Regions from separate parts of the Homo sapiens genome. Here region 1 is linked to region 2. A link is an interaction called in ENCODE POLR2A ChIA-PET data of the cell type or tissue named here. Cell type or tissue: PC-9. All regions are shown on one strand. Each heading gives the region's core, and the rest is flanking DNA. Links, peaks and the distances in the headings are about the cores only.

What was found. Peaks named below come from ENCODE experiments on the same cell type or tissue, not always from the same donor. Only the 100,000 strongest peaks of a DNase experiment are listed, where the experiment ranks them.
Region 1: POLR2A ChIA-PET joins it to region 2 with 5 read pairs; 4 of 35 experiments call an interaction of 5 or more read pairs at or near these places.

The regions. Positions count from the first base shown.
Region 1 is chr10:29,590,034-29,601,694 of GRCh38, reverse strand. All of the region lies in intron 1 of SVIL (supervillin), which reads left to right. Among named protein-coding and RNA genes, the nearest start is that of MIR938, 6.5 kb to the left of the region's middle. In PC-9, for the core only: no CTCF peak of the experiment used is centred there; no DNase peak of the experiment used is centred there.
Region 2 is chr10:29,662,417-29,674,077 of GRCh38, reverse strand. It overlaps a transcript of SVIL not described here. Among named protein-coding and RNA genes, the nearest start is that of SVIL, 33 kb to the right of the region's middle. RefSeq lists an enhancer at 6,428-6,985. In PC-9, for the core only: no CTCF peak of the experiment used is centred there; a DNase peak (open chromatin) is centred at 5,247; H3K27ac peaks cover 1,922 bases.

The sequences.
Region 1 (11,661 bases), core at 5,731-8,230, 74 kb after region 2:
AAGCACTAGAGCTGGGCTTTGAACTCATGTCTGATGAGCCCAGGCTCTTACTCTCCAGGCTGTTCTTTGCATTTATGGTAGGCCGTCAGTCACCTGTTTCTCTCTGCATCAGAGCTGAAAGCCACAGGTTCAATCCTGAAATGCGCCTATGGCAAGAACCTCATTCTATATAGTAGTTGCAAATTGTGCCTCAGGCTTAAACCTCTCCTAGAACTGGGGACAAAAGTGGCTAGATGCTATGGTGAAAGAATATGGATAGTTCAGTTTAAACACATTTCTACTTTTAAAGAAAGAATGCATTAATGCATTATTCTCCCTAATAACGATTTAGAAGCATCTTGTTGATAGATACAGAGGAGCACATTTTAAGCTTTATAATTTTCAGTTTCAGCTCTGGAATTGGGTAAAACTGATGTGTACATTGGTTTTAGGTTAAAATGTGGCATGTAGCATTTTGGAAAGCAAAGTGAATAAATAAAAATCCAGGGGGAAATTTTTTTTCAATGCTTTTGCTCTAGGAACTTATTTATGCTGGTATCATTAGCTGTTTTTCTTGGATGACCAATGTCTATAATTGTAGTCACATATTTCTGAGATAGGATGAAAACCACAACAAAATACAAACCTTTCAAGTCAGCACATAAGTTATGTATATTAATGACAGGGAGAAATGGAGCCAGGAAAAGTGGTTTTAAAACCGCGCGGACACCAGGGAGTGTCTATGTATGTGGTTTTATTAAATCTGACTTCTAGAAGCGAGTTGTTCACCACTGAGTGTGAGAAAGAACCCGGAACTTCATAATCATATGTATTGACTATACTTCAGATCAGATAAGTGGTCCCATAGCACGGGTCCCTTGAAGAGAGATGCCATTGTGGGGTTTTAGTTAGAACAGTCTTTCGGTCCTTCTCCTGGTTCACAGGATTTGTTTGAATGTTGTTCTCATCACAATTCTACCCCTTCGTTTTTGCATAGGGTCCTTTTGTGCCCCAATATTTCATGTTCTGGGACTAAGAAAATGTTAATTGCCTATTCTCTAATAATATGTGTATAAAATGCATCCCCAAGTGACAAACTTTACTATGTAAATGATGCTGCTGTTTATAAAAGAAAATGGTGAGTTCTTACAGTCCTGATTTTGCCACTGACAGCACCTTAGCCAACCTGTGTGTTTCTCCATCTGATGTGGAGGTGCAACAGGCCTGGGCTGCACGCTGATTCACCTGGGGAACTTTAAAAAAATTCCCATGCCTGGGTCCCACCCAGAGATTCTGGTGCCGTATGTCTGGGTGTGGTGAGGGGCATGGGAAGGTTAAGACTCCTTAGGAGGGTCTAACAATGCTCAGCTCCAGTTGGCAATGACTAAACCAGAGGACTTCTAAAGACACCTCCAACCTTCCCCTTTGTGATTTCTAGTCTGTGTCATACATAACTAATGGCCAAAATTCAGAGTAAAAATTTTTCAGTGATTCATGTAACGAGCTCATCCAGCCAGACATGGTGGCTCATACCTGTAGCCCAAGCTATTGGGAGGTTGAAGTGGGGAAATTGGTTGAGCCCAGGAGTTTGAAGCTGCAGTGAGTCATGACTGCACCATTGTACTCCAGCCTGGGCAACAGAGTGAGACCCTATCTCTTAAGAAAAAAAAAGAATCAAAAAAATCTCATCCAGCCCAAAGCACTCAATAGTAGAGTACCTCTTTTGCCACATGTAGTGGATTTTATTGGTTCTTTTGTGGGATGCATTTACCAGATTACCCTACTCCTACCTCTAACTCTTCCATTAGGATAGCAAACCAAACAGAAGAGGGCTGTCATTAATAACGTTCTACTTAATAGGCACTTGATGAACATCTTCCACATTTGGTGTAAATTCCATTCACCCTGCGAGCCACCCATATCCTGTCTATCTGACCGTTGGGAAATTGATTTTGTTATTTTTGCTTCTCCCTGGAGGACTGCACAAAGTTTTAAGACAGGCTTGGCATGGTGGCTCATGCCTGTAATCCCAGCACTTGGGGAGGCCAAGGTGGGCGGATCATCTGAGGTCAGGAGTTCGAGACCAGCCTGGCTAACATGGCGAAACCCCGTCTCTACTAAAAATACAAAAGATTAGCTGGCTGTGGTGGCACATACCCGTAGTCCCAGCTACTCAGGAGGCTGAGGCACAAGAACCACTTGAACCCGGGAAGCAGAGGTTGCAGTGAGCTGAGATCATGCCTCTGCACTCCAGCCTGGGCGAGAGAGCGAGACTCTGTCTCAAAAAAAAAAGTTTTAAAACAAAAAGGCAAGACTGAACAAAAAAAAATGGAGGGCAAATAAAAGAAAGAAAACAACATTCTCACGATGTTGAATGTGTTCTAAATTTTCCAGGCAAGAGAAAAGAACAGCTGTGATTCTGCGAGTTTGCCTGAGTGTCAAGGTCAGACTTAGGAGTTGAGTGTTGTCCTGCGTGTCAGGCTGAGGTTCCTCGCTCTCATCTCTTACTTGCCCAGACTCGTGATTGCAGGGATGAGATAGTCCTGCTATAGGAAACATTTTTTTTTCTTTGCCAGATCAGCATGATCAAATGTTTCTAAAGCTAAACCAAATGACATATTGGCTTGCAAGGATTACCCACACCCTTGCATCAGTAAAAAAAGAAACAAACTGAACTGCCTGGAGGGAGTGGAGAGAGGCTATTTTGTGCTCTGAAAGATGCCCAAGGCAGCTGTAGATAGCATTGTTTTCATGAAACGTTGGCTGGGCTGGCCTGTGCATTAGCTCATGTTCCAAATCTGTCACCAGAAGAATGTAGTGAGAATCTTGTTTCAATCTTCTTTTCTTTCTCGCTTCACTCTTTCCTCAACCAGAGTCCAGCATCTACACAGCCGCTGTGGCCAAGGTTTGAAAACAGCAGTTTTGAATAAAACCTAACAGGCTTTTCACATTATTCTAAAAAGGAATGGAGGCCCTTTGATGCCCATTTCCAGGCCTTATTTCCCCACTCACCCCAGAGACAGTTGCTGCTGAGTTTTCAAACATATGGATTATCCTTTCTCTGAGGAATCTCCACTGAAACTAGAGATGGCAGAGGGAAAACTGGGGGCAGCCGTAACTGCATGCTGGCATTTGCAGCTCAGGTTGGTCATTTCTGTCCACAGGGGCACAGGCAGCAATCCAGGGATTTTGTACAACCTTCAGGGACCAAACAACCTTTTGGTCCTCAGTCCCACACCCACAGGTTCAGAACCCACCTGTTAACCCTTCATGTTTTCCTCTCACTAGCCCTATGGGGCTTTTTCCCTCAAATTTTTTTTATTGTGGTAAAATACACACACCATAAAATGTACTATCTTAACCATTTGAAGTGTACAGTTTGGTGGTATTAAATATCAGTATATCCACATTGTCGTGCAACCATCCCCATCCATCTCCCAAATTCTTCTCATCTTGGAAAACTGAAACTCTATACGTATTAAACTTCCCATTCCCCCAGCCCCTGACAATCACCATTCTACCTTCTAGCTCTGTGAATGTCACAAGTACATCATTATGTGGGATCATACAGTATTTTTTTGTGACTGGCTTATTATACTTAGCATGATCTACGTTGTAGCAGGTGTCAGAATTTCCTTCCTTTGAAAGGCTGAATAATATTCCACTGGGTTTAGATACACCACGTTTTGTTGACCCATTCACCCATCAAGGGACCCAAGTTGCTTCCACATTTTAGCTACAGTGAATAATGCTACTAGAAACATAAGGGCACAAAGCTGGGTCTGTGACACCCTGCTTTTAATTCTTTTGTCACAAGCCCTGTTGTTTTAACCTTGCTGTGTGAGCGGTGGCAGAGATGTGAGTTACCCTGAGTTACCGGCTGTGAATCTGTAAGGGTCCACAGCAACTTCAGTCCTTGCCTCCTAAAAAGAAATAATTCAACTGAGGGGCATCAAGCAGAAAGAGACTAAGGCAAGGTTCAGAGCAGGAGTGGAAGTGTATTTTAAAAGGTTTTAGGCCTGGCGTGGTGGTTCACGCCTGTAATCCCAGCACTTTGGGAGGCCGCGGCTGGTGGATCACTTGAGGTCAGGAGTTCGAGACCAGCCTGGCCAACATGGCAAAAACCCGTCTCTACTAAAAATACAAAAATTAGCCAGGCGTGGTGGTGGGCACCTGTAATCCCAGCTACTCGTGAGGCTGAACCCAGGAGGTGGAGGTTGCAGTGAGCCAAGATTGCCACTGCTCTCCAGCCTGTGCAACAGAGCAAGACTCCCTCTCAAAAATAAAAATAAAAGGATTTAGAACAGGAAAGAACTCTTAGAAGAGATCCAGGTGGGCGCCTGAAGGCCCAAGAGAAAAAAAAAGGAGGCATTTACCCTTGATCCTGGGACTTTATAGGCTGCCCTCTCTCCCATGATTCTTCCCTCAGGGCGGGCTTTCTGCATGCTCAGTGCCCTCTTTCCCCTTTGGAAGTGAGCAGTGCAGCCCGTTTAAGGAGTTATGCACATGCCCACAATATCATACTTCGCCATTTTGTCTCTTAACGCGTATGCCCAAGAGGTTGCTTCTCCCTGGGGTCTGCATTCAGTTAACACTTTTAATGTTAACAGGTGTGCAACCTCAGGAGCCGGTCTCTCCCTGGCTGCCGAATTACCGTTTTTAGAGAGGCAATGCGATAGTTGCTGGACCATCACCAGACATTCCTGGTAGGGGGGCGGGAGAGCCCTCTCCTGCCCTGCCCATGTCTAACTACCTGTAGCAGCTGGAGATCAGTCTCCTCATCGTAGCAATGGAGACAGCATACACTTAACTTCATGCTAGCGGGATCACACGAAGCTGCCTTGATTAAAGCCCTTTGTGAATTCTCAAACACTTTACCATTGTCCATTTATGCGGTGTGAAGATGAAACGAGATATGGAAAGCATTCTGCATGCAGTGAAATGCTGTACAAATGGACAGTATAGTGTGACTCATTTATGCTACCATGGGATGGGTTCTGTACTTGGCCCTTGGTGGGAACTTGGTTTCCATACATGAGAAAGTAACAAAAGGGAGGTGCAGGAGGGGATGGGGGTCCTCCCTCTAGCCCAATGCCCAGTGGCCCTGAAACTCCCTGAGTTGTGGCATCATCCCCCACCCCCACATTTTCCAAACCTCTTAATTCCTCTATTGCTGGATGGCTTACTGAAATGCTCTTCCCATGATCTCTGTGGGCAAAGGCAAATAATTTTTTTTTCTTTTACAGACAGGGCCTCGCTCTGTTGCCCAAGCTGGAGTGCAGTAGCACAATCACAGCTCACTGCAGCCTTGAACTCCTGGGCTTAAGTGATCTTCCTGCCACAGCCTCCTAAGTAGCTGGGACTGTAGGTGCATGCCACCATGCCCAGCTCATTTGTTTTTAGTCTTTATAGAGACGGGGTCTCACTATCTTGCTTACACTGGTCTCAAACTCCTGGCCTCAAGCAATCCTCCCACCTCGGCCTCCCAAAGGGCTGGGAATACAGGCAAGAGCCACTGCGCCCATCCAGGAAGGGAATTTTTAAAGGACAAATTATGGTGGTGCATAGCTACAGAGCCCACTAGACACAGCTCTCCCTGAAGAAGGAATCCTCGTGAAGGAGAAGGGGTGTGTGGTGCTTCTGTGCTCTCATATGTGACACCTGCTCACATGCACACAGGCTGGCCTCATCATGCATGACTGTAAAGACATTTTGGGTCACACTGCAGAAAAGAAAGTGTTGGGACTGGTCTCTAAGCTCGCCCTGCAGAAACAGCGAGCTGTCCTAGCTGTCCTGGGAATGATGGGGCCACAGACTACATGGCCAAGAGCAGGCAGAGCAGCTACTGTTTCCCTAGGGCCACGTGTGGAATGAGTCACTTCATCAGCTCACCACAACTGCTGGCCTGGCACCTGGGTCCTACGGAGAGGGCAATGGCAGGTAAAGTGCCATCACAGAACCACCAGGCACCGAAGACCGCGTTGCCTGCTTGGACGATATGGGCCTGGCTCACTGCAGAAGAGAGGCACTGATGCTAGAGACTTTCCCCTGGGCCATATGTATTTTTGTCTTGAAAGAGGAGTCGTAAGGGTTTGCCTACCCAAAAGCTATTTTGTTTCATATTTACATTTTTAGTTCTTTCTCCATTAAGAAAACGATTAGTGAAATGAATGGAATTCGCCTTCTTTGCTGCTATTGCTTATGTGTTCCTATTTCACCATCTTTTGTAAATAACAGTGTTGTTGCTGTCAGGGCACTTCTCCCTCACTGGGCACGTGCCTTTCTGTGCTGTGGCCAGCCCACCATCGCCTGTCCTCACCTGCCATCCATACCCTAGCAGAGCCGTGCTGCTCTGAGGGTGCCGGGTGGGGCTCCATTCTTACCCTAGCAAACTCACCAGAACAAAGCCCACCTGCCCAACCCTGTCCTTGTCTCATTTCTCAGCTTCCCGAGGCTCCCTTCCATACCCACAGAGGCAGGACTGCTAGAGCCCCACTCATGAGAATCACAGTCATTTCCCAGCTTCCTGGGGCTTCCTTCCATGCCCGCAGAACAGAGGCGGGACTGCTAGAGCCCCACTCATGAGAATCACAGTTTCCACAGAGAAGACCAGTCTAGCTTGGACTGTGGGTTCCTGGTTTTGCAGATGTAGAGTGGTGAAGGCCTAACCGAGGAGAGGAAACAGGAGTGTAACAGAGTCTCCATTCCAGGACCAGCATCTCTTCCCTCCCCTTCAGGGGTTTACCTTCCTGAACTTCTCAGTGTATGAAACACAGCAGGGGCTGGGGAACTATACAACCCAGAGGTGTGTTTGTTTCAAGTATTTTTTAGAGCAGTTTCAGGTTCAAAATTGAGCAGAGGCTGGGCGCAGTGGCTTACGCCTGTAATCCCAATGCTTTGGAAGGCTGAGGCAGGCTGACTGCTTGAGCCCAGGAGTTCAAGACTGGCCTAGGCAATATGGCGAAACCCTGTCTCTACTAAAAATACAAAAATTATCTGGGTGTGGTGGCACACACCTGTAGTCCCAGCTACTCGGGAGGCTGAGGTGGGAGGGTCACCTGAGCCCAGGAGGCAAAGATTGCGATGAGCCCAGACTGCACCACTGGACTTCAGCCTGGGTGACAGAGTGAGACCATGTTTCAAAAAAAAAAAAAAAGAAAAAAAATTAAGAAGGTACAGAGATTTCCCATAAACTCCTCGCCTCCCACTTGCACAGCCTCCCCTACTATCAACATCCCCCACTAGAGTGGTACATACGCTACAATTGATGAGCCTACACTGACACATCATTATCACCCAGAGTCCACAGTTTAATTAGGGTTTACTCTTGGTGTATAGCCTGTGGGTTTGAACAAATATATAATGATAATATGTATTATTATACAGGTTGAGTATCTCTCATCCGAAATGGTTGGGACCTAGGAGTGTTTCAGATCTTAGAATTTTTTTTTATTTTGGAATATTTGCATGTACATAATGAGATATCTTGGGGACAGGACTGATGTCTAAACACCAAATTCTTTTATGTTTCATGTATACCTTATATACATGGCCTTAAGTTTATTTTACATAACATTTTAAATAGTTTTGTGTATGAAACAGAGTTTGTGTCCATTGAACAATCAGAAATCAAAAGTGTCATTGTCTCATGTCGAAGCTCAAAAACCTTGTGATTTTGGAGCTGAACCAATTTTGGATTTTCTGATTAGGGATGCTCAACCTGTAGTACACTACGGGGTATTTTCACCGCCTTGAAAACTCCACTGTGCTCCACCTATGTATTCCTCCCTCCCCTCCCAACCCCAGAGAACCACTGATCTGCTTACTGTCTCCATAGTTTTGCCAAGTTTCTTAGAACTGGGTATAAATTAAGAATAAAAGGGCATTTCTCAGTCTCTAAGGATAAGGGCTTGGGCGCAGTCCATTTAATGACATTATTTTCCTTATGAAAAATTATAGGATTGATTTATTGACTATTTCTTAACATGTGTATGGTGTTAAATATTCTTAATAAGTTTTGGCACATTGTCCAAAATATTACATTGTAAATTTGGGAAGTTCCATAGTTCTTTTACTTAGAAGGTTTGAATTAGAGGTGAATTGCCCGAGATTTGAGAAGGAGGCCGGGAGGCAGAGAGTGGAAGGCATTTGATGTATCTGGGTTTTGATAACCACCCTGTTCATGTTTTAGTGAAGACCATCTTTGGCTTCTAAGGACTTGAGTCTGACAGATAGGCAACTGGGGGGCCCATGTGTGGATTTCCCTTGGTCTGGAATCTTCCTGATGGGCAGATGGGGAGTGAGAAATGCTCTCGAGTCCACAGTTGAAATATTTGGGGATCTTTAGTGACACCAGCCTATATCCTTTATGTGAAGGTCCAGGAGTGAGTTTCAGGCACTTAACAGTTAACATCCAACTGTCCGCTACTGTCAGAGCCTGCAGAGGACTGTGGGACAGGCTGTGTCTTGTGTGTACTTTTATAATAGTGTAAAATGTTAATGAAGTATTGCGTTATAATATGATTTTACTATAAAATGACAGAATATCTCTTTTTTTTTCAACAAGTATTCTCTAACTCTACAAATATCAATGTGGCTGCTATCAAAAAATTTTAAACATAGCGCAGATTAGGGCCACAGTCTTCAAGGTAATATTTAAACCTGGATCACCATATTTGATAGCTTTCAATGTGACCTTGAATATCCAAAGTCCTGCTTCTGTTTAAAACTTCCCTACAACAATTTAATAAATTAGAATTTTAGAGACTTTTTTTCCTTTAAATTTAGAAAGTGAGTTGAAATTCAACCTATTTCCACCACCCTTTTGCTAGCCCTAAAGAATGAGATAGAACATTAGTCATTAGAATGAACTTTAATCTAGGCCTTGATCATGAAGGAAATATTTAGATGAATGATTTGAATTTTGTTTAGACTCAGTGTAATTTTAGTCACACAGATTTTGCTTGAAAATCAGCTAGGCTTCTTTTACCCCAAGAGAAGATTTTTACCTAACGAAGTTCACCTTGCATGTTTTAACATTGATTTTTTATGCTTACTTTACTGTTAATTTGGATCAAATATTGGGTCTGGAAAATGCTCCTCCCCTTCCTACGTAACTGTCAGAGTCCATGCAACGATGGACACCTTGACATTGAAACCTCCATTACGGAGGTCTCACTGTTAACTGGAAGAATCGCAGCTGCAAGAAACTGAACAGCACCTGGCGACTTAGGTAGAATTTGAAACAGAAATGAGAAACCAACATGTATTCAGCTTTTGTGAAATTGTGTGCTTCTAGAAGCTTCTTCTTGCCCCTTGCCTTGTGAAATATCGAAGAGGCTTTATTTTCTTATTCGGAAATAGGTAACATGTTGGAAAATAGAATATGCAAATATTACACTTAGATGCTTAAAAGCAGTGACATTGTTTCAGAGAAATCCCCTTTTTTCTTTCTTTCTATTTTTGAGAAAGAGTCTCACTCTGTTGCCCAGGCTGGAGTGCAGTGGCACCATCTTGCCTCACTGCAACCTCCGCCTCCCAGGTTCAAGCAATTCTCCCACCTCAGCCTCCCAAGCAGCTGGGATTATAGGCATATACCACCATTCCTGGCTAATTGTTTGTATTCTTAGTAGAGATGTGGTTTTCCTATGTTGGCCAGGCTGGTCTCGAACTCCTGACCTCAAGTGATCCATCTGCCTCAGCCTCCCAAAGTGCTGGGATTACAGGCATGAGCCACAGCACCCAGCCCAGAGAAACCTCTTTATGTCCCATGAGCATTAGAGCAGTACCCAGAACCATGTAAGGTACTAGCAGTGGTAAATGCCTGGCAGGCTCTTTGCTCATCTTCCTCCTAAGCCAGGAACAGGCATCAGCCCTCACCCAGAGCACTTGGATCTCCCCACGTGTGCTAAGATCCCTTCGCAGCATGGAGCTTCATGCAGCAAGGCCGATGACATAAGCTGGCATGAGTTCTGTCTGCTGCCCTGGTATATCCTATAGCACCTAATGTGCTGGAAGGACTCACGTATTTAGGAACATGATAGTTCTCAGGCTGTCAGTTTTTTAAAAAGGTGCAGGGTGCAGGGGAGGAGAATCTGGAAGTTACTATTGCTTTGTCAGAGGTGAGATTCTGAGTAAAATGTTCGCACAGTAGCAATGCTTATGTACAAAATTTTTACTATGGCACAGGATTGCATCAGGTTTTATAGAGAGAGCTATTACTTTTTTATAAGACTGCCTCACTTTTATAACTGTCAGTATATTAGCTTATAATACAGACAATTGAAAATAGCAAAAGCACTTTTATATAGCTGACAATAAAGCCTCTTAGTTTGGATTCCCTGGGTTTCAATGCCATGGCCCACAGTCATTTTACTCAACAGGTTCTTCTTGAGGGCATGGGGTAGAAAGTTCTGGACCTGCCTGGGAGGTCAAGGTGAGAATGACAGCCAAGGAGCTGAAGAGAGAAACCAGCAATGCAGAAGCACAGGTGTTCCCAGAGTATTTGAGATTTCATGCATGTAAACACATTTCACTTCACATATATTAAAAAAGAAGGCCAATAAGTGTGTGAAACATTAATCTTTATTTGGTTATTACTAGAACATAAGTTTGTGTGGGCAGGGAGTTTGTCTCACTGTATCCACAGCCCCAGAACCGGGCTTGGCCTCTTGGGTGCTCCATAAATATTTGTTCAGTGGATGAATGAAATAATTTGCTAACATTTAATTTCTTGCATGTCTTGGAGATATTAAAACTACTTTAAACAAAGATGTCCTTGCTTCAGGGTTTCTATTTGGAGTGTTTTGTAAAATTGGCTTTGGGAGATGCATTGATTCTTTTCTGCCACCAGGGGGAGGTATAGTGCAGTTCAGGAATCAAGTTTTTAAGTTTTTTCAAAGAGGGGTTAGTACTTCAACTGATACTCTTAGATGTGGATAACTGTGACTAAGTTAAATCAGCACTGCAGGATGAGGTTTAAAGGTATTTCAGCATATTTCAAGCTTAACACAAGCATGTGTCCGGGTTAAAAATAATATCCATAAATACAGCCTGATAATGTGCTTAAATATAAAACATATAAATAGGTTGCAAAAGATGACTGAATCTTTCATCATTTTATGATCACTTTCTGCCACCCAACCAGATGGCATATGTGATCTACTAGCCAGAAGGTGTAAAGTACATGTTAAAGTGAACAAATACTCTTTTTTTCTTCAGAACAGGAAAAGATCTGATAAAAATCTATCATTCTGTCCATGCGGTTGGCACCGTTTTAATGTCGGGGGAAAATGCAGTGGTTCTAGTTCTGCTTCGTAGACAGTGACTAAATATATACCGTCAAGGCTGAGTGTCAGGGGCTGGCTCAGTACAATCAAGCATGTGAATAGCTCTTTTGTGCTGGGAACCTGTTGGGCAGCCTTACTTAATTGGGGAGCCACGGGACAGGAGGTCTGGTAATATCTTTATTATTAAGGAGAGAGTCCCAGGGGCTGGAAGGGAGGAATTTTCCTTTACAACTTTTTTTTTTTTTTTTTTTTTTTTTTTTTTGAGACGGAGTCTTGCTCTGTTGCCAAGGCTGGAGAGCAGTGGCGCAATCTTGGCTCACTGCAACCTCCGCCTCCCAGGTTCAAGCAATTCTCTGCCTCAGCCTCCTGAGTAGCTGGGATTACAGGCACATGC
Region 2 (11,661 bases), core at 3,812-6,311:
ATTACAGGTGTGATCCACTGTGCTTGGCCCCACCTTTTCAAAAAAAAATTTATGCTAAATTGTAAATGTTAAATTGAGGCTCTTGTTATAGACAAGGCATATCATACTTCGCATTATCATTCAAAGATGAGAGGCTTAATTAGAGAATTTTCTACAGTTGGGTTTTAACAAGAGCCATTCTTAACTTCCTTGGGGTCTAAGAACTTCTTGGTACCTACACATGGTTGAAATGTTAACCCTGTACTTTGCTGCTTAGCAAGACTGCTGTAATGCTGATATGGTTTGGCTCTGTGCCCCCACCCAAATCTCATCTCGAAATTGTAATCCCCACACATCGAGGGAGGGACCTGATGGGAGATGATTGGATCATGGAGGCGGTTTCCCCCATGCTGTTCTCGTGATAGTGAGTTCTCGCGATAGTGAGTTCTCGCAAGATCTGATGGTTTAAAAGTGTTTGGCAGTTCCCCCCTAGCTCTCTCTCTCTCTCTCTCTCTCTCCCCCCTAATGCCATGTAAGACGTGCCTTGCTTCCCCTTTGCCTTCCGCCATGATTTTAAGTTTCCTGGGGCCTCCCACACTATGCAGAACTGTGAGTCAATTAACCCTCTTTTCTGTATAAATTACTCAGTCTCAGGTAGTTCTTTATAGCAATGTAAAAATGGACTAATACAAATACATAGCAAGTTAGGACCTTAAGTCAGTGATTAAAAAAAAAAAGTATTCATTATTTGTGAAACTCAGCTTGGAATATCTGATATTATTTACTAACATATAATTAATAATCATTGCATGGCATCTTTTAGAATAAGAATATTTCTAGTGTAGATTTATTTCTTTACTCATTCTCTAAAGAAATCTTTGCTAAGGCAGGTCACAGTAGCTCACGCCTGTAATCCCCGCACTTTGAGAGGCCAAGGTGGGTGAATCACCTGAGGTCAGGAATTCAAGACAAGCCTGGCCAACATGGTGAAACCCCATCTCTACTGAAAATACAAAAATTAGCTGGGTGTGGCGGTGGGTGCCTGTAATCCCAGCTACTCGGGAGGCTGAGGCAGGAGAATTGCTTTAACCTGGGAGGCTGCAGTTGCAATGAGCCAATATCACACCACTGCACTCCAGCCTGGGCAACAGAGTGAGACTCTGTCTCAAAACAACAACAACAACAAAACAAAACAAAAACTTTGCTAAGATCCTGCTGTGTGCCAGGCACTGGAGAAACAAAGATAAATAAACAAGATATGGAATTTTTTCCAGAGGAAGCCACATTCTAGATGCAAAGAAAGATAAGTGAGTAGCTCAAGAGAACATGGAATAGCAGTGCTAAAATAATTTAGGGTGCCAAGAGGAAGGAACTTCCCACTCTGCAGGAAGAGTGCAGCAGAGAGGAGGAGATATTTGAACCTAGTACTGAAGCACAAGGAGGAGCATAGCAAATGAAAGAAATAAACATTATTAATTGCCTACTGAATACCAGGCACCATGCTGGGCACTTATGTGCGTAATTTTATTATTTAATTTTTACCCTAAGGAAAATTGGATTTAGTTAAGTAACTTTGCAAAGCCACCCAGAGTGGCATTTCTATTTTTTTCTTTTTTCTTTTTTTAGAGACAGGATCTTGCTCTGTCGCCCAGGCTGAAGCACAGCGGTGTGATCACGGCTCACTGCAGCCTCAACCTCCTATGCTTAGGTGATCCAGGATGGCATTTCTGGTTATTGTCTTAGAAATCATTGGTTTTAACACTCTAGAGGAGAGACTGGCAGACTTTTCTGTAAAGGGCCATATTATAAATGTTTCAGGTTTTGTGGACCATACAGTCTTTGCTCTAATTATTCAACATTGCCACTGGAACATGAAAACAGCCATAGATAATACAGAAATGAATAAGCATGGCTGTGTTCGAATAAAATTTTATTGGCAAAAATTGGCAGTGATGTGGCCCACAGGTTACAGTTTGCTGACCCCTGGTCTAGAAGAGCAATTACAGGTACCATTTTGTTTGGAGATATTTCTGGAGAGGGAGCCTATAGGTTTCATTAGCTTCTTAAGTGGGTCAGCGACTACTGGGATTTCTGGTCAGTGACAGTTTCAGAATGTATTATAGAACCTCACAGAGAAATGATAGCAGGCTGGATTAATAATAGAGATTCAGACTGACCCAATTTTCTAGCATTTTACATCATAAGGATTAATATTTTACAGACCTCTGAGAATCCAGATATAATACATCTTTAGGTCATTAGAGAGGAGTCCAAAGAGAAAACCACACTAGTTCAGTGTTGGCAGAGGATTTGACATTGTGTGGCCATGTGTATATTTTAACTTGGAGATTTAAAAAAATAGGAATAGAGATGATATGTCTGGAGCCATTGGAAAGAAATAAGGTAAATATCTGAATGGATGACCTAGGAGAAGCCTAGAGTATACAGCCTCAATCCTGCTGTCTTCTGGAAAGACGCAGAAACAGCTGGTTAGTGTAGCAAGGAAGGGGATATGTGATCGGAAGTCCCAGCTTCAGTTTGGAAAAGCAGAATGCATCCTTGACATCTTAAAACAATAAGCCAGAAAAATCTGTCTTGAATAGTTGATACTGTGGGAAAAGTCACTAAGTTCAGAGATTCGAGTAAGGAATACTTTAGAGCAACACAGCGAATTTTCTTTTAAGAACGGATCTTTCCAAAGCATATCCTAAGAGATGTAGTGTGGTGGGAAAACACCTGGGAAAACCAATAAAGGACTTCCAAAATGTTATTGAAAGGAAACATTGGGAAGCTGTTGAAGGCATCTATCCCGGGGCTACGTGACTAAGAGGAGATTTTTCTCTTGGCTGATAATGGAAGGGTGGATAAGTAAGGTTACTTTGGGGAGCTAATTTCTTTTGAGTAAAACTTCTCAAAAATGAAAAGCAGATGAAGTTTTAAAGGTGGGTTCAAGGTTTGGACGGTTCCAGCTGGATTGAAACATTTTCTCTCCAACAGAGGAAATAGATGAAAAGTGAAGTCGGTGCCTGCAGTCTCTGGGGTCTCTGCGCCTGGTGTTCCAAGGAGGATTTTGATCTGGTCCCTCATCAGACTCTGTTGTTGCTCTTAGGGTTGGATGGGAGGAAAGAGGAGGAAAAGATGGAAAATAGAGGAGTTGTTGGACTCCTGGAAGAAGCACATGTTAGCCAGCCACAGTTACTCCAATCAAAACAATTTAAACTTTCCCTTCCATTTTGAATCCTGGGCACGATTCCTGTCTTGGCTGAAACAGATGTGATTTTGGGACATGTACAAAATCTTATAATATGGAGGCTGAGCCTTGCTGGCTTTCCTGCCACTGCACTTCACTCTAACTTGCAGGGATCAATTCCATACCGTTTTACATTCTCTTGTTGTTTCTGGCCTCTTTCTAGATGAAATGCAGCTTCATAAAAACTCAGAGTTTCCTGAACCTATAAATCTTAGAGCAGCTGAAGAAAATAATCTATAAAGCCGATAAATGCTTTGATATGGATTATGTCAAACAAACGATGTTTACACAAAAGACTTTAACATGTAGACCAATTAAAGATTCTTGTAATTTGACTTCTCTTTCCCATCAGACTAAGCCTTTGTATCACAGAAATGTGACAGAAAATACCCACACTCTGCAACCTGGCTGACATACTTTTGTTTTAGCAAGGGTTAAATAAAGGGGCTCTTCAAAGCATTGTTGATCTATTTTATAAAGCTTTGAAGCTTTTATTAGCTTTGCTGGAAATCTTTGTTTCCTGGAAAGTTCTCTAATGGAATATATCGCTTCTCACAGAAATCCATTTCTTAGGTGTATATAGTCAGTGGCCTAGTTGGTGGAGATGCTATTACAAGATTAAATTAATATCTAAACTGGTCCTGAGTCAACTATTTCCATTCTAAAATGTTTAAAGTCTTAAGGTTTAAAACTATTGGGGTCAAATTAACCTTTTCTTTATCTTTTTTTTTTTTGAGATGGAGTCTCACCCTGTCTCCCAGGCTGGAGTGCAGTGGTGCAATCATGGCTCACTGCAACCTTGACCTTTTGGGCTCAAGTGATCCTCCCTGCTCAGCCTCCCAGGTGGCTGGGACTACAGGTGCACACCACCATGCCCAGCTAATTTTTAAATTTTTTTGTAGAGATAAGGTCTCCCTGAGTTGCCTAGGCTGGTCTTGAACTCTTGGACTAAAGTGATCCTCTCATCTCAGCCTCCCAAACTGCTGAGATTATAGGCGTTGCCACCACAGCCGGCAACTTTCCTTTATCTTAAATCATGTCACTAACTCCCAGACAGCAATATCAATACATTTTCCAGCAATTCAGGTGGCTGCTAACCTGCTTCGTCCCAACATCTCGATCTCCATCTCCATCAACGGCACCTTCGTTCACTCAGCGGCCCAGTCTGGCCACTTCTCAGTGCCTCCACTGTGACCTCCCAGCCCAGGGCCATCATCTCTGTCAGGATGGCTGTGGGGGCCTCCTATAGAGCTCCATGCTTCTTCTCATCCACCTCCCTGTCTACCCATTCCCCAAAGTCTGTTTTCCTCAGAGCAACTACAGTGAGTCTTTAAAACTAAATTGAGATCATGTCACTCTCTTGTTTTTATCCAACTGGGGCTTCTAGAAACTCTCAGAATAAACTCCAAAGTCCTGGCCCAGAGCCTGTGTGGCCAGCACTCAGCCATCACTGAACAGCACTTCCTGCTGGTTATCCGGGCTCTCTTCCTTTCACTCACTGCACGCCAGCCAAACTGGCCACTTTGCAAGTTTCGTGCACAGACCAGTCATACTCCCATCTCAAGAGATGGGAGTTGATGCTTGTTCTTTCCTCCAGCAAAACTCTCCCTGCAGATGTGCCCCAGCCTTCTTCCCCAATTCTTCTGGGGCTCTGCTCAAATGGTAGCTCCTCAGAGACACAGACCACTTTATCTAAAACAGAATCCCCCATCCTCTTAATCTACTTCCCCTTCCCTGCTCTTATCAGCTGACATTCAGTCTCTTAGGGATCAATACATGTATTTGTCCATTCATTTATTTATTTGTCAGTTACTCCCAAAAGAATGTGAGCTCCATAGAGACAGGGACATTGGTTTATCATTGTACCTATAGTGCCTAGAACAGTACTCAGCACACATGGGCAACCAGGAGTATTGACTCTAGAAAAAAACTGGAATCCTTCACATTGTTTTTGGTCTGGGTGTGTAGGCTGAATCATAGTGCAGTTATGTTTTTTCAATAGTACAGTAATTTGAAAAAATCTTTCTGCTCCACTAAAGGTTTGCCATTTGACGGTCAAGATTTATCTTAGATTTGGCTGGGCGCAGTGACTCACACCTGTAATCCCAACCCTCAGGGAGGCCAAGGTGGGTGGATCACCTGAGGTCAGGAGTTCAAGACCAGCCTGGCCAACATGGTGAAACTCCGTCTCTACTAAAAATACAAAAATTAGCCGGGTGTGGTAGCACGTGCCTGTAGTCCCAGCTACTTGGGAGGCTGAGACAGGAGAATTGCTTGAACCCAGAAGACAGTGGTTGCAGTGAGCTGAGATGGCGCCATTGCACTCCAGCCTGGGCAACAGAGTGAGACTTCATCTCAAAGAAAAAAAAATTATCTTAGATTTTACTTCTTGCCTGAAGATTTTAGCAGTAACCTTGGCTTACTTTCAACATAATTAAACATTTGGATTGCAGTAGCTGAGTATTTCAGTGAGTTAGTGGTTTTGTAGGCCTCATCTGTGTAGACAGACAGCTACTGGATCCTTTCTGCCTTCTTTCCTTGGTGATGAGCAGGTGCATACTTAGCATGAGGAGAAAAAGCCCCATATTCCTCTGTTTTTTCTTTTTTTGAGACAGGGTCTCACTCTGGTGCCCAGGCTACAGTACAGTGCTCCTCTATTTTTAATACAAGAGAGTTCCCATTATTATCTAAACACTCAGAGGTAGCTTTAAGAAATTTTATATGGCTAAGGGAGCTTTATTCTCTAAAAATAAGCTATTAATAGTCGTCCTGTAAATATAGGGTGAGAATAAATTGGACCTGGGAGTTAGTAAAGGAAGTTAGACACATGGTTTGTAGAACCTTGTAGAAGATGACAATAGCCCTATTCCATGAGATAATTTTATTGGCATCATTTCTCTGAGCTGCTTTTAGAAAGTCAGATTTATTGGTATATAACTCATATATAATAACGTTGCCTCTTTTTAGTGTACAGCTTATTTTTTTTTTTTTTGAGAGACAGGGTCTTGCTGTGTCACCCAAGCTACAGTACAGTGGCACAGGCATGGTTCCCTGCATCTTTAAAGTCCTGGGCTCAAGCAGTCCTCCTGCCTCAGCCTCCTGAGTAGCTAGGACAGTAGGCGCACACTGCACCACCACACCTGGCTTATTTTTATTCTTTGTAGAGACATGGTCTTGCTATGTTTCCCAGGCTTGTCTTGAACTCCTGATCTCAAATGATCCTTCCCTCTCAACCTCCCAAAGTGTTGAGATTACAGGTGTGAGCCACTACACCTGGCCCAGGTGTGTTTTGAGAAGACCATACCATTGTGTAGCCACCGACATAATCAAGATGTAAATATCCATCATCCTGAAAAAGTTCCTTGTTGCCCCGTGTCATCAGTTCCCACACTCAGCCCCCAAATTCTGGCAACGACTGCTGTTTTCTATCCCTACAGTTTTGCCTTTTCCAGAATGTTATGCAAATGGAGTCACACAGGATGTCTTTTGAGTCTGGCTTCTCTTAAGCTGATCCACATTGTTGTGTGTCAATAGCAGTTCCTTTTTGTTGCTGAGTTGTGTTCTATTGTATTGTTGTAGAGTTTGCTTATTCACTCACCAAAGGACTTTGAGATTGTTTCCATATTTTAGTGATTATGAATAAAACACCAGTTCCATTTATGAGCAGATTTTTATGGAAACATAAGTTTTCACTTTTTCTTGAGTAAATACATAGGGTGTGGAGTTGCTGGTTCATAAGGTAAGTTTAACTTGATGAAAAAAAGAAGAAACACCTGCTAGGCTGTTTCCCAAAGTACCTGTGCCACTTTTTTGCATTCCAACCAGCAAAATGTGAGCGCTCCTACCTCCTTCAGAGCCTTCAAGCACTAACACCCTGTATTAGTCTTTTCTCATGCTGCTAATAAAGACATACCCAAAACTGGGTAATTTATAAAGGAAAGAAGTTTAATGGACTCTATGGGAGCTACAATTCAAGATGAGGTTTGGGTGGAGACACAGCCAAACCATATTATGCCCAGTGTGATTTTCCTCCTTGAAGAGAAACCTCGGAATATGACTTTCCCTTTTCTTCCCCTCAATTTTGTGTTCCAATCCCTTCTACTTAGAACTTTAAATTACTTTTATTTAGAAGTCCTTCTAGCTTCACTATTGCCGGAGTTTCTTTTTTCCTTCTCTGCACATAACACAGTGTGTTGTACTCAGGAGATGCTAAGTGCACATCTGTTTCTCTTGGGTGTAGTAAACTAAGTAAAACTGAGCTCAAGGGTAATACCCACCCTTAGTGAGACCTTGGCGTAAGTGTACCAGGCTCACGGGTCGTCTGTACGAGGCAGTGGACTCCTATCCCAAGATCTAGGGAGAGATCCCTATCACGTCTTTCCAGGCAAAAAGGTATCCTTAGGTGTGGGATATAAAACTATGTTGGGACTTTTGCAGTGACAAAGATCCTTTTTGCCCCAGGCAGAGAAGTCAGATGCAAATCTCTATGGTTATTAAAAGGCATATAGATTTATCTTGGAGATACTACTTAGGATGTCGTGAAATCTTGTGAAAACCTTTTTACCTCTCTCAAAGCTGTTGTATTATTTTTTTAAAGAGTGGAACATCAGAGCATAATGGTTAGGAGTAGGCCAGGTACACGGTGGCTCACGCTTGTAATCCTAGCACTTTGAAAGGCTGAGGCAGGAGGATCACTTGAGGCCAGGAGTTTGAGACCAGCCTGGGCCACATAGTGAAACCCTGTCTTTATAAAAAATAAAAAAATTAGCCAGGCATGATGGCATGTGCCTACAGGGCTAGCTACTGTTGAGACGCTAAGGAGGGAGGATCCCTTGGTAACATGCATCCAGAAGGCATCACTTAAACCTTGAGAAAGGAGGTGAAAGTCATCCAGGATCAATCAGGACCCATCCCCTTTTTTCCCCCGTTATGGGGGTTGATAGGCAGAGAGTATGAAGAGTGAACTGGAGCCCTTAGTGTATGTTTGTCTTACCAAACATAGTTTGCATAGCAGTAGGGTTTTTTGTTTGTTTGTTTGTTTGTTTGTTTGTTTTTGAGATGGAGTCTCACTCTGTTGTCCAGGCTGGAGTGCAGTGGCGCAATCTTGGCTCACTGCAAGCTCCGCCCCCTGGGTTCACACCATTGTCCTGCCTCAGCCTCCTGAGTAGCTGGGACTACAGGCGTCCGCCACCATGCCTGGCTAATTTTTGTATTTTTAGTAGAGATGGGGTTTCATTTTGTTAGCCAGGATGGTCTCGATCTCCTGACCTCGTGATCCACCAGCCTCGGCCTCCCAAAGTGCTGGGATTACAGACGTGAGCCACTGTGCCTGGCCAGCAGTAGGTTTTTAAGTCTGGTATTAGTTGTCCACCTAGACAAAAAAGAGCAAGGCCTAGCATAATAATTTATTTTCATGAAAATGTGCACCTATGAAGTCAGTAGAGAGCAACAGAAAATATTTGCCTTCGCCAGGTGCTGAATTGCATGGATTGCAACTGTATGGGATTCAGGAGTCCAGAGAGGGATCAACATATCTTGAGACACCACGATTGCTTTGACTCTACTGCAAGCTCCTGGGAAGACCATCGTTTGCCTCCTTTTTTTTTTTTTTTTTTTTTTTTGAGACAAGATCTTGCTCTGTCACCCAGGCTGGAGTGCAGTGGTGGCAATCACAGCTCACTGCAGCCTCGAACTCCTGAGCTCAAGTGATCCTCCCATCTCAGCCTCCTGAGTAGCTGGCACTACAGGCTTACTTAAAAAAATTTTGTAGAGATATACATAGGGTCTCACTATGTTGCTCCAGCTGGTCTTGAACTCCTGGCCTCAAGCAATTCTCCCACCTCAACCTTCTAAAGTGCTGGGATTACAGGCATAAGCCCTTGCCTCTTTCTTAGTTCTCTTTTTATTGAGGTGCCTACATGAATAGTGTCTCCTGGACCTTTCTGTAAAAATACACTTATATGATTGTATGATTTGCAAACTTCTTCAGGTTTGAGGACAGTTGGAGGAAATCATGGTGTTCTTTGAGGCACACTGAAATGTTGAAATGTTGCATTCTGTTTTTCTGTTTTACGACTTAGCTCATTATATGCTTTATCATCATATATACAAATGTATGCATCCATATATGTATGTGTGCATGTGTGTGTGTGTGTGTATATATATATATATAAAATTACGAAATATAAAATTGACTCTTCTCTAATGGGTAGATGGTTTTGTTGATTTGACATTTTATTTATTTACTTTTTACAAATGTTCAAATAACAACAGTTATTATTATTGTTATTCCTGTGGCTAAACCAACCCTGGATGGCTGAGAATTAATTAGCTGTAATTGTTATTTATAATCAAGATCAGGCATTTGGCATGAATTAAGGAGACAGGGAGAGGTCGCTGAGCTTGAATCCAGGCAGCCAGAGGTCTCCTGCTATAGACAATATTACATCATATTCACACATGCATGTATCTGTCACACACCAACCTGAGTTTTTCTTCAATGTTTGCTACTTATTTATTCATTTTGTGTTTGCTATTAAGCAAGTGGTAGGAGCCATCAAAAAAAACATACATTTAAAAAAAATTATGAATATACATTTTGAAAAAGTGTATGAGAGATTCTTAAAGTTGAGAATTCTGCCCATTAACTCAATTTTTCCACTTGTGATTTTGGTTAATACCATATCCTTGAATCAGAACATCTCCCAGGGTTTTGCAGGAGTGTACTAAAAAATGTATGAGGACCTGATGTGTCCTTTTAAGAACCTGTGCTGTCATGGGATACACGGGAAGGTCATCCAATGGCAGCATAAAGACCATCAAATGGGGAACGTGTCCCGTAGGAAGATATCCCCAAGGACAGAGGGGTAGTGGAGTTTCTGGATCTCACCAGGGAGGATTGTGGTTCTTATTTTAGCTCCCTCTCCTTGATGTGCCCTTGGCGTCAGTTGCTATTTTGACTGTGAGCATCTTCTTGCAGTTGCCGATGTGCTGATTGCCAGCAGCACTCACCGGGAGAACCAGCGGCTGCTCTGCCCACTGCCTCCCTGTCAGTCTTTCCGCATCTCTTTGTTGAGCATGGGGCTCATGCCCATGAAACACTGAAAACATACAGTGCAGGAGAAGAGTCCCGCTGATAAAAAATGAGTCTGATTTTAGAGGGAAAAGTCCATATGGAATATAGGCGTCTCTCAACCAGGGCATGGTGGCTCACGCCTGTAATCCCAGCACTTTGGGAGGCCAAGCAGGGCAGATCACTTGAGGTCAGGAGTTCAAGACCAGCCTGGCCAACATGGTGAAACCCCGTCTCTACTAAAATACAAAAATTAGCTGGGCATTGTGGTGCACACCTGTAATTCCATGGACCTGGGAGGCGGAGGTTGCAGTGAGCTGAGATTGTGCCACTGCACTCCAGCCTGGGCAACAGAGGGAGACTGTGTCTCAAAAGAAAAAAACAAAAAAAAGAAATATAAGTATCTGTTGATTGAGAGGTAAAGTACAGAAAAGTTGTCACCATCAAATCTAATATGTTCTTCATAGTGGAAACTACCGATGTTTACTTACTGAAAAATCCAGTATTTGGAACAATATTCACCATTCTATAGATACTGTCTTACTGTGTAAAAATATTACAAGTCTAGGATCACAAAGTCTTCTATAGTTTTCTTGACAAATAAAATGGGCCATTGGTTAGTGCTCTTAAAATGGTCTATTCTTTTATTATTACTATTATTTAAGAGACAGAGTCTTATTCTGTTGCCCAGGCTGGAGTGCAGTGGTGTGATCATAGCTCACTGCAGCCTCAAATCCCTGGCCTCAAGCAATCCTCCAGCCTCAGCCTTCCAAGTAGCTAGGGCTACAGGTGCATGCCACCACACCCAGTTAATTTTCTTTACTTTTTTGTAGAGATGGGGTCTTGCTTTGCTGCCCAGGTGGGTCTCAAACTTCTGGCCTCAAGTGATCCTCCCGCCTTGGGCTCCCAGAGTGCTGGGATTACAGGCATGAGCCACTGCACCTGGCCTATTATTTGTCCTTCGTCCAAGTGTTCCGTGTGTGTGTGTGTGTGTGTGTACGCGCGCACATACATCCCTGCTGCCCTGTCTTCTAATGCCAGCTTCCCACTTTAATTGTTGCTCATTGCTTCTAACTTGCCTCACACATGTGACAGTCCAGTCACTTACTAGTGGCTTTCCCATCCATGTGTTTGCTTCTGGAATTATTGCTGTCAGAATGGCAAGCCTTGGGCACTAATGTGGTAGGCAGCTATCTGAGGGGTGATGGATGCCTGGAACTACTCCAGACACAGTGATGTCTGCAGGTCACTGTGCAGTTCCAATCAATGGGGACCTTCTCTAATGGGGAGATGGTCTTGTTGATTTGGCATTTTATTTATTTACTTTTTACAAATGTTCAAATAACAATAATGATTATTA